2 separate regions of the Mus musculus genome follow, and region 1 is linked to region 2. Evidence: chromatin loops called from intact Hi-C (ENCODE). Cell type or tissue: heart. All regions are shown on one strand. Each heading gives the region's core, and the rest is flanking DNA. Links, peaks and the distances in the headings are about the cores only. Region 1 holds the start of Fbxl14 (F-box and leucine-rich repeat protein 14). Region 2 holds the start of Erc1 (ELKS/RAB6-interacting/CAST family member 1).

Region 1 (8,319 bases), core at 320-8,319, 370 kb before region 2:
TATGTGTGTCAGCACATACAGATGTATTAGGTATCCGTACAGCTGGGCCGTGCAATCTACAGTCTAAGTGGCCGAGGAAAAAGACAAAACCTGGTGTAGGTTAGAGCGCAAGGCAGGGGCAGAAGCAGTGGGAAGTTTTGACACAAAGTTGAAAGGGAAAGGAACTCACATGGGTGTATGGAAACAACAAGATTGTGGAAGGCAGGCACACTGGACAACTTCCAGAAATTTCTAGAACGAGAGCTGTCAAACTATGCTGACTAAAAGCCACTTTCTCCACCAAATTAAGACTCACTACTAAAGAGAAAGGAATGGTGGGAAGGCCGCCCGACTGGGGCAGTGGGTGTGGTGAGATGGTTAAAGGCGCTCTGAGAAGTAACGCGGGCTAGAGGGGATGGAATATGCGGGCAAGAGAGGATGAAGTATGCGGGCGGGAGAGGGCGTGGAGTAAGCGTGGACACCGAGGGGAGCAGCCCGTGGGCCATCGGGCGCTCTTTAGGGCTGCACGGTGCGGCGAGGCCGCCAGCCATCCCGGCGCGCATGGGGTTAAGCCTCCGCGGCCGAGGGCAGAGCCCGGTTTCCAAGGAAACGGCTCCACCAGTTCCGGCGGCGCGGGCGCGTACCACTGAGCGGGGGAGCCGGCGCGGAGGACGCGGAGGGCGCAGCGCGGCTGGCCGGCTCCTAGGGCGCAGGCCCGATCACGCCGGTGAGTTCGCCGCGTCCCGCCGCCCGCGGCCGTGAATCGGACCCGCGCGACTTAGGCGGGGGAGGAGCGGCGCGCGGCGGCCCCAGAGTCCCCCCGCGCAGCGGCCGAGTGCGAGCAGCCCGGGGCTGGGCAGTTTGAACCGCGGACGGCAGACAAAGGCAGCAGGAAGCCGTCCGCAGCCCGAGCGCCCGGCCCGGGCCTCGCCGGCGCGCGCAGCAGCGACGCGGCCGGGCGCGGGATGCCGCAGGGCGCGGGGCGGCGCGCGGGCGCGGACGCGGCGCCCGCCCCGGCCGGGATGTGAGGCCCGAGCGGCCGCGCGGGGGCGGGAAGGGCGGCAGGAAGGAAGCGCCGCTCGGACGCGCCGGGAGGAGGAGCGGCGGCCCGGCCGGAAGGCGGGGAGGGGCGGCCGTTGGCCCGCGGCGGGCCGCTCTCGGCGCCTCCCGGGGCGGCGGCGGCGCCCGCGCCTCCTGCACCCGGCGCGGCGTAGCGGCGGGAGGAAGATGGAGACCCACATCTCGTGCCTGTTCCCCGAGCTGCTGGCCATGATCTTCGGCTACTTGGACGTCCGAGACAAGGGTCGCGCGGCGCAGGTGTGCACGGCCTGGCGGGACGCCGCCTACCACAAGTCGGTGTGGCGGGGCGTGGAGGCCAAGCTGCACCTGCGCCGGGCGAACCCGTCGCTGTTCCCCAGCCTGCAGGCCCGGGGCATCCGCCGCGTGCAGATCCTCAGCCTCCGCCGCAGCCTCAGCTACGTGATCCAGGGCATGGCGAACATCGAGAGCCTCAACCTCAGCGGCTGCTACAACCTCACCGACAACGGCCTGGGCCACGCGTTCGTGCAGGAGATCGGCTCGCTGCGCGCTCTCAACTTGAGCCTTTGCAAGCAGATCACCGACAGCAGCCTGGGCCGCATAGCCCAGTACCTCAAGGGCCTGGAGGTGCTGGAGCTGGGGGGCTGCAGCAACATCACCAACACCGGCCTTCTGCTCATTGCCTGGGGGCTGCAGCGCCTCAAGAGCCTTAATCTCCGCAGCTGTCGCCACCTCTCGGATGTGGGCATCGGGCACCTGGCCGGCATGACGCGCAGCGCTGCCGAGGGCTGCCTGGGCCTGGAGCAGCTCACTCTTCAGGACTGCCAGAAACTCACGGATCTTTCCCTGAAGCACATCTCGCGAGGGCTGACGGGCCTCCGGCTCCTCAACCTCAGCTTCTGCGGCGGCATCTCGGACGCGGGCCTTCTGCACCTGTCGCACATGGGCAGCCTGCGCAGCCTGAACCTGCGCTCCTGCGACAACATCAGCGACACCGGCATCATGCATCTGGCCATGGGCAGCCTGCGCCTTTCCGGTCTGGATGTGTCGTTCTGTGACAAGGTGGGAGATCAGAGTCTGGCGTACATAGCCCAGGGACTGGACGGCCTCAAGTCCCTCTCCCTTTGCTCTTGCCATATCAGTGACGATGGCATCAACCGCATGGTGCGGCAGATGCACGGGCTGCGCACGCTCAACATTGGACAGTGTGTGCGCATCACGGACAAGGGCCTGGAGCTGATCGCTGAGCACCTGAGCCAGCTCACGGGCATAGATCTGTACGGCTGCACCAGGATCACCAAGCGCGGCCTGGAGCGCATCACGCAGCTGCCCTGCCTCAAGGTACTTAACCTGGGACTTTGGCAGATGACGGACAGTGAGAAGGTCAGGTGAGGGCGGCAGTTCCAGTTCCCCCGCCCCGCCCTGTTCATCCCAGGACCACCACTGTTCCGCACACTCACGCGCGCACTTACACGTTCAGGGCAGTGGCCGCGGTGGGGCGATGACGGAAGCCTGGGCTCTCTTCTCCTAGTCTGGCGCCCCTCTCCACTGCGTCTGGAGTTGTTCTGCTCCCTCTACCCACTCTCCTTTCCCAGTGAGGGGAGAGATGGACCCTGCTGTTTCTCTGCCCACTCTTCTGCAGGGTATGGAGACTTTCAGCCACCGACAACTGTATCCTGGGGCACTGCATTTGGAAATGGGGTGGGGGCGGGGAGGGACTAGTCGTTTCAACCCCGAGGAGTTGAGGAAAGATGCCTGCCTTCACTTACACTTTCATTTGGATACTGTGATCTGGCTTTTAATTCCAAACGTGTAGAAAGCAAGCCCGACTTGAACAGCCTTCTCATCCACTTTGTAGCCAGTCTCCTCTCATCGCTGCCCCTTTGGTATCTGCAACTCACTTCGGTTCTGGTTTTGTTCTTGTTCTGTTTTTTTGTTTTGTTTTTTATCTGCTTCCTTTTTAGTTTTCAAAGAAATTTGAAATCATTGTTCTTTTTTCTTTCTGCTGAGTATATTCTCATATATATATATATATATATATGTGTGTGTGTGTGTGTGTATGTATATATATATATGTCTGGCTACCTCGTTTTAGTTTACTTTTTTCTCTTAAGCCCTGGAATTCTACAAGAGAGATATTTTGAGATTGAAACATTTTTGTGCCTAGACTGGAAAGATGCCCACTGGGTTTGTATCTGTTTTTGGTTTTGGCTTCTTCCCAACCTCCCTGTACCCAATGTGCCCCACTTCCGCATCCTGGCTACGACCCCACCCCCCACCCCACCCCCAGTCTATTGGGCTTTGATGACCCAACCATGTTTCTATATTGATTTAATTTATAGCACAAATGTATGGGAGAAATGAGAGCAGAATTTCCTTTTTGTTTGTTTGTTTGAGATGCAGATTTGAGTCTTGAAGAGGAGTATTATATATGCAAATTATGCCCCACCCCAACCCTCTTGCAAGTCTTCCCACCGAGAGGTTAGCTAGTGAGGCTGTTAGCTAGTGAGGCTTCCCGTCCTGTCGGGGAGTGAGCCGTGTCAGCAGAGAGCCTGAGGCTATGTGAATGAAGGGAGGAGGCTGAACTTCATGTCCTGTCTGAGTTCTGTTCTCGAAACGGGAGCTTGTGGGTTTGAAAACTTTTGTTTCTAAATGGAGGAATAGATGACTTTATTTTGGTGGGGGGTTGGGACTGTGGCTTTAAAACAAATCGCTTTTGAGTAGGATGTATATTTTTGTTGGATATTTTGTTTGTTTATTTTTTTAGAGTCCTCCACAGCAACATGAGAGACCATGGAGAAACCCAGAGACCTTTATCAATTAATTGTACTGTTTGTGAATTTGTATAAATAACAAAGATCCTCTTAAAACGTTTATATTCTTACAGCAAAAGGTTAAACTGATATTTATATAATAAAAGAGGAAATATGAAGTATGTTTTTGAAAAAAAAAGCACAAAATCCCCCCCTTGTATCTGTGAATTATTTTTAAGGCATTGTGTGTCGGGTACATGCTCAGGTGGGAGGTGTTAGGAGTGCACAGAAACTGGAACTAAGGTGGAGTTCAGCTGGCTCATGTGCTGTAAGTTTATGGTTGAGAATTTCTTTTGTGTAAGATTTACCACTGACATCCAAATGTTCTGTCTCTAGAAATGTGATCAGACTGGAGAGTTCTATAAATTTTGGTTTTAAACTGTCAACATGGAAACTGAAAGAAAATGAAACTTTTTTTTTTTTTTAAGAGACCAGACTTGGAAGAGTCAGAGTGGCCAGTTTCTTTTTGGGAATGGTGGTGGTAGAGGTGAGATCCAGGGTAACTGTGAAGAAGCCGGTCCTGAGCTCTGGAAATGCGAGAGTAGGAGGGGTGTCCTCACATTGGGTGCACAGTGAGGGACACGCAGTAAGACGCAGAGGGAGCCAGCCATTGTTCCGGGGAAGTTGAAAGTGCTGTCCTAGCTGGCTGGCCCAGTCCTGCGTGCTCCTGTGTGTGTGCAGGTCCAGCGGAAGGGGGCAGCAGTGCTCTTTAACATCCCCCTTCAGGCCTGCCTGCATGCAGACCCTTTGCTGGGGCTTAGACTGGTCAAAGTTAAGGCACACTTTCGTTTGGAGCCCTTCTAGTGCCCAGGCTGGCCACTGAGCCATTGGTAAGGGTACAGGCTGGATTAAGGGCGGATAGATGGATACCAGCAATGTTAGCATAGTTCTCCTACATAGACAAGCAGCACTGTGACTTCTGTAAGCCGAGGGACAGAGGCGGGAGTGAGCGAGTCGCAGCCCTGGGTTCACGTTGGTGGGCTTTGTTTCTGAGGTCACTTTCTCCACTAGAAACCCAGGTTTCCTAGGTCAACCCATCTTTCCTAGGTCAACCCATCTTTCCCGGCAGACAGCTGGAACCCAGGTTGTTGCAGGGTGTGACGGTCCTGTACACTTTCTAAGCTTTAAGCCTGAACAACAGAAAAGCTGTGCCGTTCCTTTCTCAAGTCACCAAAACCTGCTCTGAGTCCCACACTAGATCTATCTTCCCTTTCTTTAGGGACAATACAGATTTCTATTCCCTAAAGACAAAGCATGCAACAACAAAAAGTAGGAATCCTGGAGAGCAGTCTGAATCAGGCCTGCTTCCTAGGAATCTCACCCAGCTCCCAGGGTCCCGCTGTGGTCCGGTCTGTAAGTCACGCCGCGATACCAGTCTCCATCGGATAAGCAAATAATCCCACGATCAGTACTCTGCAACAGTTTCTGTTTGTTTGAGTTTTAATTGTTAAGTGTAAGGTTAAGGGGCTGGAGAGACGGCTCGGTGGTGGGAGTGCATGCTGCCCTTGCAGGAGGCTGACGTGGAGCTCCCAGCGCCCCCAGTCTCAGGTAACCCCATCTCCAGGGGCCTCTGTGGGCACCTGCACTCAGGTGCACAGGCACACATGTAAGTCTCACATAATAAAAGTAAGTCTTTAAAGGGTCATAAATTAGTATTTGCAAGTTAAGATCATGGCATGGGTCTTAGTGTCCATGGCCTAGTTTCTTTCTGAATGGGGCGGGGGGGGGGGGGGGAGGAATACACGTTGGGAACCCATGTGGGCTTTGCATGGTACTTTACGTTTTTAACCCTTCAAGCGATCTACTGAAACATCTCCCTGTTTCTCCAGTGGGGCATAAACTGCCTCCTATCGCCTAACCAGGGAGGGAGCCACAATTCAATCTAACCCCCTTCTCAGGAAGATTGGTTGCTGACTCTATCTTGGTTTCCTGTGATGTGACCCTCAAAGAAATGAGTGGGAGCTGGGTGTACCCTGTACAGCTTCTGTTTCAAAGACAGTAGGGGTCGGGTCAGTACAGGAAGGGTTGATCCTTGCCCACGTCGCAGGAGAGAGGCTTTGAAGGCTGGAGGCTCAGGATTCACTGAGACAAGAAATGGAAAAAGCTGGACATGGAATGGAAGCTCATGCCCCAACAGAGGCCAAGGCAAGAGGATTACTTTAAGGTAAACCAGGGCTACATAGCAAGACTCTTGTCTCACAGGAGAGAGAAAAGAGCCACTGGGGTAGTGTGTGTGTGTGTATGAATTCATCATAAACCTTATAGTCCAATCACCTGGAAAAGGACTTCTTCAGGGGTCTCACCAACAGTAGCCTTTTCCTTTAATGTCTATAAATACAACTGTAAATGGGGTTCAGACAGCTTCTACAGTGTCCGAGGGTCACAGTGGACCTCTGGCTACCTGCTAGGGGGTGGTGTAAACTTGTCCCCCTTGCTGAGCCCCTCAGGCACGGCAGGCAGGAAGAGCAGGAAGTCCATCTGGACGTCCCCCACTTGAGGCAGCAGGGAGGATACTGCCCACTTCACATCTGCTAACACTGAAAGTTGGGACCAGGACCATTAAAGAGAAAACAAATGGATTTTTTTTTTTTAAAAAAAAATTTCAAATCTATAATAAACATCTTATTAAAAATACATGTTTCTTTTATTGTAGTTTTCTTCTTAAAGTTAAGGATGTGGGAGCTAGGGGTGCAGCTCAGATGCATTCCCCAGCATCACATAAACGGCCACCCCTCCCTCTAATACTCAGGGCAACAGAAGTTCAAGGCCATTCTTGGCTATTCACTGAGTTGGAAGCCAACCTGGGTGGGCTACATAGGAACCCACCCCATAGCCCCACAGAAAAAGGACAACTAGATATGATAGATATGATCTATCTTCCAAACCCTGAGGCTTCCCTGGAAGGGTGTTGATCTCGTTATGGGTTTTTTTGTTTGTTTTGTTTTGTTTTATTTTTGTTTGTTTGTTTGGTTGGTTTTTCGAGACAGGGTTTCTCTGTGTAGCCCTGGCTAGCCTGGAACTCAATGTCCTGGGAACTTGAATAAGCTACCCTCCTGCTTCAGCCTCCCTAGTGCTGAAAGTACAGACATCACCAAGCCTAGCTTTGAACTTAAGTTTTCAAAGGCAGAGGAGAAAGTTGTAGCCCCTAGGGACCACTGGGTTTTCAGGGAACAAGAGCCCTTTCATTAAGAGATAAGATCTCTGGAACAAAGCCAAGGCCTCCTGCAGCTGGCAGCTGCCTTCCCAGGTCTGAAAGGAAGAGGCTCTGCCTTCTGATCCTGGTTCTGCTCTGCCTAGGTGGGTGGAGCTCCAGAAGTCGTGGGATCCCCTCTCTTCCTGCATCAAACCTCACTCCTTTAGAGAGCTAATTCGATCCTCTGATGGAAGGAAAGACCTATATTTTATGCCATTGCCAACCCTGGAGAAGGTGTGAGACTTTGGAAATGAGGAAAGGACAGGGTTGGAAGCCAGCTCCGTTCAAACCAAAGCTCACGCAGGGGCCACACAGCTCATTTCTGTCAGCGTACTTGTTCCGACAGTAAATGGTAAGTTCTTTTTAAAGCAAATCTCACAAAGTAGCTAAGAAATCTCATTTAAATCTGTGGCGACTTCGTAATTTACAGCTGGTGAGATGTAAGTGCACGGCCTGTATTTCTGGGTTGTAACAGTGCTGGAAGTGTTCCCAAATGATCAGTTTCAGCCTCTTCCTCCTTGCCAGGGATCACTTCGGTCTTGCCAGGTGGAACTGCCTGTAGCCACCCAGCATGTATGGTACTCTGCAAACCCTGTCTTCCATTGAGGTGACATTACTGCCACAGTACATCTGCATCTGAGGGAGCCACTTAACCCTTATGCCAACAAAACGGCAATTTCCAGTATCTTGGCTGCCGTAAGTTAGCCCAGAGAGTGTACTCACTTTACAAGCAAGGAAAGAAAGTTTTGCTTTTAGTTATTGTTGTTCTCTGAGCCAGGGTCTCGCTCTAACGTAGACTGACCTGGAATTCACCATATGGCCCAGGCTGGCCTCAGACCTTGCTGGGATTATAACATGAGCCACCATGCCCTGGGCATCAGTTCTGATTAGCTCATTGCTCTTCTACTTTTGAATTGTGTAAGGCTCAAGCACCACGTGTCCTTATATGCCGAGGGGGGTTGGGGTGTGACTCAGCGATAGCGCACATGCTGGGCCTACTGTGCTTGAGGTCCTGGGTTCCATTTCCAGCACTGAATGAGAAAACAACTTCTTAGATATCGGTGACACTGGGAAATAGTGCATCTCAGTTACAAAAAAGGGGGCTGGTCTGTGGTAGCAGCAAGAGGCACAGCAGCTCAGGGCAATGACATCAGAAGGACTGGCGTGGCGTGCTGGAGAGCTTGGCCAATAGCCGGCAGATATGGCGCTTTGAATTTTATACTTGGAGAGTCAATAAGATGCCATGCAGGTGACGTGAGAATTCTGCCTCAGAGTGGAAGCTGATACAGACTTTAA
Region 2 (8,328 bases), core at 67-8,066:
AATTTATTTATTTTTATTTATACAAGTACACTGTAGCTGCCTTCAGACACACCAGGAGGGTGCATTGGACCCCATTACAGATGGCTGTGAGCCACCATGTGGTTGCTGGGAATTGATCTCAGGAAAAGCAGTCCGTGTTCTTAACCACTGAGCCATCTCTCCAGCCTCTGTGATTTCAACTTTTTTTTCTGCCTTGTCCCCTACTAGAGTTTTAGCACCTAAAACACCTGGCACATAGTACATGCTCAATGTTTTATATGTGTGTTTTTTTAAATAATTACATTATTTATTTTCTATTTGTATGTGCACTGGTGCATGTGTGTATGGTGAACATGTGAAGGCCAGACGAAAACTTGTAGGAATCAGTTCTCTCCTATCATGTCGGTCCTGCGGCCTGAACTCAAGTGTTCAGCCTGGCAACAACTGCCTATACCTACTGAAACATCGCCCAGCCTTCAAAATATATATCTGAACTGAATGAGTAAATAATGCTTAAGGAATAAAGTTCAAAAGGTGTTACCAAGCTAATTATATGTCAAAACAGTCTCAACTACATTAACTCGTTTAGCCATCCTAAGAGGTTAAATACTATTACTATTATTCTAATTCTTCAGAAGACTTTAGGCAGAGGTTAGAGTTCAGAAATTAGGGCTGGAGAGATGGCTCAACAGCTAAGAGCATTTATTCTCTTTCAAGAGTCATGGGTTCTGCCCCAGCACCCACATCAGGCAATTTATAACAGTTTATGTTATATCTTAGCTCTAAGAGAGCTGATGCCCTCTGGCCCTCTGCATACATGTGCTATACATAAACTCACATATATGCATATATAAAAATGTATCTTTTTTTTTAAAAAGAAGTTAAGGTTAAGGCCAGGCACGGTGGCACATACTTTAGTCCCAGCACTTGGGAGGCAAAGGCAGGAGGATCTGAGTTCAAAGCCAACCTAATCTACAGAGCTAGTTCCAGGACAGCCAGTGCTATTCAGAGACACCTTGTCTTGAAAAGGAAAACAACCTAAGCTTAAGCAGCAATATGCCTTACACTACACAATGGCAAGGCCAGGACTGGACACTCACACTCCAAAACACGGAGAACCTCAAGCACCATACAATTCAATTATACTCCACATAATCATGGCCCATCGCTCTCAAAATAGCCGATGACTTATTTGATTCCCTATAGCACTGTGTTCCCTGCTTTCTCCATCAGTGTTTCTGATACCTTATACAAAAATGCATTCAACAACTCCCATCCTCCTTCCTACAAAGTGTAAACAGCATAAAACGGCTGTTTCTCTGAGAACCTTCACTTTTAAATTTCTAGTTTGAAGCTGAATTACAAGACTGACATAGTACTCTATGACTTTAGCAATGAAGAAAAACTTCAGTGGACTCAACAAGTATAGCACAGGGAATAAGAGGCAAATCACCTTAATTTAAAAAAACAAACAAAAAGACAATTCTACACTGTAGCTCAGTAAGAGCTGGAACTCACTTTGTAGCCCAGGCTAGCTTCAAACTCAAGGCAATCTCAGCCTCCTAAGCTGGAATTACAGGTGTGAGCCACCACATTTGCTACAAGACATTTAAGATTTATTTTATGCTCAGTTATAGGAAGGATGGAGAGTGTGAATGACGTGAATGAGTGCAGGTGCCTGAGGAGCCCAAAAGTGGAAGTCAGATCATCAGACTATAAATTGATCTATACACTTTATCAATTAACTATCTTTGCCTCCGTTTCCTACCAATCTCTCTACAGGTAGTTATTTTTTCTGGTAGATGAAAGTCTGTTCATGAAGTTAGCATGAAAAACAGTCAGTTGGAGAACTACTGAACCTAACCTATGTGTTTCTCTCTTGAGTTACAGAAAAGCACTCCCCTGGACACTTCCCCAAGTAAATTAGGTAAGTGTTAGGAAAGTTGCTGTTTAAATTTGATTTTATAGCAGTTTCTCTTCTTTTATAAGTGAACTACTGAGTGCTGTGCCTCTCATTATATTACAATATATATCCATCAAATGGCCTATTTTCTTAACAAGAAATATTTTGTCATAAATGATAAGGCACGTGACTACAATAATCTAATAGAAAACAAGAATCCAAAAAAGACTTAGGTTTATTGTGGTAAAGAGTAAAATGCTGATGGACACTGTTCGCCTTAGTAATGTCTCCCAACAACGTACGATACATGTTCCCACAGGGTACCAGAACATTGTAAAATCCCTTGACTCTGACAATATTCCTTAGAAATGGAGGTACTTACGTAAAGAACAATTTCTATTTCATTTTTTAATATTTAGTAAAGACTGAAATAAAGCCAGGTGTGGTGGCACATGCCATTAACTCTAGCACTTGGGAGACAGAAGCAGGCCAGCCTGGTGGGCAGAGCGAGTTCTAAGATAGCCAGGGCTACACTGAGAAATCAGGTCTCGGAAAACAACAAAACCAAAGAAAAAGGGGGGGGGGGGGAGACAACAGTAAGTACACCTGAAAATAAAAAAATAAAATCGATCTTCAAGAAAGCCAGATCATGTCTAATCTCACACTTGGAAGGCTGAGACAGAAGAAGAATCGGAAAAATAGGGACATCCAGATAACTCAACAGAAAAAAGTGCTTATGTCACAAGTCTAATAACCAAAGTTTGATCCCAGCCATCCACAGTGGGAGAACCAAGTCCCAAAAGCTTTGACCTTTGACCTCAAAGAGGGAGGGAGTAATCTATCGTGTGTATGCCAGGCACACACACATAATGATTAAATAAACGCAAAATGTATCAAGGTCTATTGAAAAACAAGATGTAAGAGACAGTTGCACTTTAAACGCTTAAGCAATTTCATACAGTCATCTCCAACAGAACTGTTCACAGTTCGCTCAAAGCAATCAGCCACAACCACCTGCAACTATTACTCTGAGTCCAGGGCCTTTTCTTAACGGGTCAACTCAAAAATGAAAAATGGTACAAAGAGATCAAGCACAGGAGAGGGGGTTGAGGGGGGCAAGGAAAAGAAAAGGCTGATAGCACTTTTGAGGGGCTAAGAGTAATGAGACTCACTCCTTCATGGTTGGTTGCTATAGAATGAAGTTGTCTAAACACCAACATCTTCCTTCTTGTGTGTAAAAACCTCACTCACTCGCGCTCCCAATTTACCAACCCCAAGTCAACGCAAAGGGATTCTCTTCCCTCAGCGAATTCTACTCATCTGACCAAGAAAAGAACCAAAACCCTAGAGTGGCAATGTGAGATCTGCTGCAGTAGCCCCTCCAGCTACCTCCAAGGCGACATCCATGCCTCATTTTCCATCTGAAATACAACCTTTCCTCTTCTATCTAACCAGGTTCAAAATAATAAGATCATCTTAAACATTTTACATCCGATCCACCTTGGCCGCACCCCAACTCCAGGGCTCCCCAATAGCCCCACATCATGCCTCCCACCCTCGGCTCTCGGTGGGCCAGAAGCCCCCCACCTCCCACCTCCAGCAGCGATCCTTACCGCCAGCGCCTTCGCTCCCGCCCAATCCGGGAGCTCCGCAGGGCGCGGCCGCCGGTGGGCTCGGGTGCGCTGGGGCGGGGTCCGCCCTCCCGACCTCCCCATCCTCCTCCCCACCCCCGGCCCAAAAAGGAGGGGGAGGGGTCCCCAAGCCTCACCTACAGCTCCGCCCCTCCCCAGGGGCGCTCTGCCCTGCCCAGCCAGGGCCGGGAGCGCCGAGCCGGGTAGGAAACGACAAATGCCTCGGCGCCTGCGACCTCTGGGCAGATCGAGGTTCCGCCTGACGAGCGAGCCGCTGCCGACGCGGCCGCCTTACTCTCCTCAGGGCCGCCGCTGCTGCTGCGGTTGCTGCTACTGCTTCCCGGACAGCCTGCCGCCGACACTACCACAGCCGCCGCCGCCGCCGCCACCGCCACAGCACGACCGGCGCCCGCGACGTCACCACGCCCCGCCCCCCGCGCACACCTAGCCCCACCCCCTGTCGCCCGCGCGGCGCCCTCGCCCCGCCTCCCGCTCTCCCGGGCCGCTGGGCTTTCCCTCGTCCCACTGGGAAGCGCCCCGCTACGCCGCTCCACGGGACCGCGCGCCAGGATCGACAAGTGCGGCGCTCCGAGGCCGCGAAGGTAACTGGGTGCCGAGGCAGGGTTGCGCCACACGTAGCGCCGCCCCTCACACACACACCCACACCCACACCCACGGCCGAGCGTCCACCGGGAGCCCGGGCCGCGATATTGAGCGAGGAAGGTGCGGACGAGGAGGGGCGGCGTTTGTCTCCTCCTGCTTGCCGTAGGACGTGGACTGCTGGAAGCCCCAGGAGTGGAGTGGCCTTTCCCAAACCTGGAGTCGCCCCGCCCCTTCCTTGGCAAGCCCGTTACCCGAACCCTGGGACGGCCGCCACCTTAGGAAATAAATAGCTCAGGGCTTGTCATTAGAGCCACGGCTGCCTGGACACCCTTTGTCCAAGAGAAGTTAGCTTCTCTCACCCTTGGCTTTTGCGCTGTGAGGCTGTGGAAGGCAATAATACTCTTGAGTCATCTGGGCTGTCCAAGCGGTCATGGCAAAAGACCCTCGCCTCAGTAGGTGGCTTTTTTTGCAAGGATCATTCCAGGGAGGAAGAGTGTGGGCGGAACCTGATGTCCACATGCAGTGTACTGTGCCAAATGCTTCACCGCGTTACCTTTTTTATTTAGCCCTCACACCAAGCAAGGCGAACTACAAAGCAGCTGCTACCTTATTTTAGACAGCCCAGTTTTCTGCTGCTGAATTTCAACCTTTGCCTTTTGTCAAGAGCAAGCCAAAAAAAAAAAAAAAAAAAAAATACGGAGGTGGGGGCAACACATAGTTACTAATCTTAAAAATGTAGATAAGCTATCTCTAAGCCGAAAATCCAAGGGTGGTGTGAATTACACTCATCCCCATACTCACAGCGCTTATTAAGCTAATTTGAAATGCCTTTGAGATGAGAGGAGCTAAGACTCACCGGTTTACTCATCCCTAACCTCCCACCATCATAATTAACCGGCTTACACTCTTCCTAATCCCATTAACATCTTCCCCCATCCTGTAGTATTCACGTTCATCCACCAAACTATATTTTGTCCTTTCCAGATTCTCTAATTGTTCCCTTCCAAAATGCACTTGGGTCATTACAGCTCCTTGGGCACACTAAACTGATTCCCCTTCAGTACATCTAACATATGACAGCCAATTGTTAGAGAGTGTGCAGCTAAACGGGACTATTCAGCAGCCAGAAAAGAATCTTCAAAGATTTCGTTTCTGGGGCTGGGAAGATGACTTAGTGGATACGAGCATTTGCTCTACAAGCAGGAGAACCTAAGTTTGAATCCCCAGCACCCACATAAAACCCAGGCATGGCTTCAAGTATCTGTAACACCAGCACTGCAGAAGGAGGACAGATTGATCCCAAAAGATGAGCTTCTGATGCAGTGAAAGACCCTGTCTCAAGGCAACAAGGCAGAGGGCAATAGAGGAAGACACCTGATGTCATACTCTGGTTCCTTACACACACACACAGAGAGAGAGAGAGAGAGAGAGAGAGAGAGAGAGAGAGAGAGAGAGAGAGAGAGAAATTGAGAAATTGAGATTTCATTTCTTAGATATCTAGGTACTCACCCATTCAAGCCATTCTTTATGGGCTGTTTTTCCAGATACTTCTCTGTATAATAAGTAAAGAGGCGCTTGCCTTGCTATAGGTGTATGTGTCTCTGTTGGGGGTTTTGTTTATCTGTTCGATGCATGGTCCAGGATGTCCTGGAATTCACAACAGTAGCTGGTCCAGTCTCCCTAATGATGAGATTGCAAGCAAGTGACACTACACCTGGCACTCCCCGGGGGATTTGTATGTGCTTGGCACCTGGTCCCCTTCCTCTTCTCCAGTTTCTCTCTTTTGGGATGAAAATATCTGTCCTGTGTATGTCCCAGCTTTGTATCCTGGAAGTGTGTAACTGGTCTGCTTCTTAGCTAGAGAGGATTTTGCCTCAGGATGACCCATCTCCAGTATCACTCATATATAGTTTAGATAATATAAAGACAGAATGTCTTTTATCTGAAATGCTGGGACCATTCTGTTTTTCAATTTGGGGGTGGGAGAAGATAAAAGGATACACTTAAGGAGGTATCGAGGACAGAACCCAATTCAAAACACAAAGTTAATTTATTTCATGTATATCTTTATCAGCAAATATATCCTGAAAGGCACTTAATGCAAGTTTTTTTGGTTGTTGGTTTGATTTGGATTTGGTTTTTCAAGACAGGGTTTCTCTGTGTAGACCTGGCTATCCTGGAACTCACTGTTGTAGACTGGGCTAGCCCTGAACCCAGAGATCAGTCTGACTCTGCCTCCCAAGTGCTAGGATTAAAGGCATGCACTGCTACCACCTGGCTCATGCAGTAGTTTTAGTTTGTTCATAAAGCAGGAGTTTATAATGTGAAAATTTCCACTGGTGTACCATACTGGTGGTCAGGATTTTTCAGCTTTTGAAACATTCCACATTTTTTATTAAGAATATTTAACCTCAGCCGGGTGGTGGTGGCACACACCTTTAATCCCAGCACTTGGGAGGCAGAGACAGGGAGATTTCTGAGTTCGAGGCCAGCCTGGTCTACAAAGTGAGTTCCAGGACAGCCAGGGCTATACAGAGAAACCCTGTCTTGAACCTACCCCCCCCTCAAATAAATAAATAAATAAATTTAACCTCGCTTTGTTTTGTTTGTTTTTAATTTGGGGAAATGTTTATTAGGTGCCCCCCATGGGAACCTCACTGTATTACCTAGACTGGTCTTGAACCAGGCTCAAATGATACCCTATAAACCCTCAACCTCCTACATGCTGGCACTACAGACTTGTGACACCACACCCCATTTAACCTGTATTTAGTTAGATAAGATTTTGAATTTAGAGTTCATGTGGATGTAAATGGTCTCTTGGAATAAATAGAATGCATTTTTAAGTTGAGGCGGACATAAATCCGATGGCCTGGAGAACAGAGTTATATGGATTGAATTAAGTTTTTGAAATTGTAATCCTCAAAGATGCCATCTTCAGTCTGTGGTATGGCAGCACTAACCAACTAATAGAGACCCTAACAAAGAAGTTGAAAAGCCTGAATATAATGGCTCATATTTATAGCTCCAGCACTCTGATGGCCAAAATGTGAGCATGAAATCACCCTGCACTATGTAGTCTGCAAATAAAATAAAAAGAGGCTGAGAAGTACCTAAAGACGTGTGAAAGGGGAGCATGGACTTGAGAAAACAATCTGTAAGTCAGATCTCTTCCATATCTAGAACTCAATAGTACAAAGACAATCCACATTGTAAAATGAGAAAAGAATATGAATCACTATTTCTTCAAAGATATCCAGATAGCCAAAAGAACTTGAGAAGTTGCTCATTACATTAGTCAGAATTAATTATAGGCCAGCCAGAGCTATAGAGAAAAACACTGTCTCGGCACTTAGGAGGCTGATGTGGCAAGATTACCATGAGTTTGAAGCCAGCTCAGGGTACAGAGTGAGACTCAGTTTCCAAAACAAAAGAGAATGTAGCTCAGTGGCAGTGTTAATCCCAAAAATGAGAGGAGAAAGGCCACTGACCCAAATCACCATGGCCAAATTAATTAAAGGAAGCTTTTTTATTTGTGTACAGGGGATGCCCAGGCACGGTTTAAGAGGTCAGCATTGGATGTGAAGAAACAAGGCTTTTTATAGCTTAGGAGGAAGAGGTTTCCAAAGTAGACAGGGCTACAGGAGCAGAGCATCATAACAAGTTAGTCTTTTTTTTTTTTTTAAAGGGTTTTTTTTTAACATTTATTTATTTGTTTGTTTGTTTGTTTATTACATGTAAGTACACTGTAGCTGTCTTCAGACACTTCAGAAGAGGGAGTCAGATATCGTTACGGGTGGTTGTGAGCCACCATGTGGTTGCTGGGATTTGAACTTCGAACCTTCGGAAGAGCAGTCGGGTGCTCTTACCCACTGAACCATCTTACCAGCCCCCACAAGTTAGTCTTAAAGACCTTCTGAAACAGATATGGTTGGAAGGTGGGCATAACAAGGTAGTCATAACAACAGGTCGTCAGAACAAGGTTGTCATAGGTGGCCATATAACCTTTTGAAACAAAGGTAGGGTTGCAAGATGGTTAGAAACAAAGACAAGGAGCAGAACCATCTGTAGTTAAGGTTACAGGTGGGACATAGCCCAGTCCTTGAGAAACAAGTTTAATCATAAACAAGAGAGAACCGAGTTTGTCTTTTACTATAAGATGGCTTTTAAACCTAAATTGGAAAAAGGCTGGTTCTTAAGCAGGAAGCCCTA

The links. A loop is a pair of places that touch in the nucleus more often than their neighbours do. Peaks named below come from ENCODE experiments on the same cell type or tissue, not always from the same donor. Only the 100,000 strongest peaks of a DNase experiment are listed, where the experiment ranks them.
Region 1: a loop joins it to region 2, with 2.6 times the contacts of the local background. A loop is called at or near these places in 4 of 42 quality-filtered maps.

What each region holds. Positions count from the first base shown.
Region 1 is chr6:119,478,654-119,486,972 of GRCm38, forward strand. All of the region lies in intron 1 of Wnt5b (wingless-type MMTV integration site family, member 5B), which reads right to left. Fbxl14 (F-box and leucine-rich repeat protein 14) reads left to right here and starts at 1,015. Exons shown (of 1, transcript NM_133940.3): 1 at 1,015-5,233. The coding sequence starts at 1,207. The coding sequence ends at 2,409. In heart, for the core only: a CTCF peak has its summit at 4,521 (motif pointing right); DNase peaks (open chromatin) are centred at 578, 828, 1,078, 4,458 and 3 weaker places; H3K4me3 peaks cover 4,358 bases; H3K27ac peaks cover 2,974 bases.
Region 2 is chr6:119,844,227-119,852,554 of GRCm38, forward strand. Erc1 (ELKS/RAB6-interacting/CAST family member 1) reads right to left here and starts at 3,924. Exons shown (of 21, transcript NM_053204.2): 1 at 3,651-3,924. 3110021A11Rik (RIKEN cDNA 3110021A11 gene) reads left to right here and starts at 3,967. Exons shown (of 1, transcript NR_030776.1): 1 at 3,967-4,803. In heart, for the core only: no CTCF peak of the experiment used is centred there; DNase peaks (open chromatin) are centred at 3,985 and 4,275; H3K4me3 peaks cover 2,967 bases; H3K27ac peaks cover 2,129 bases.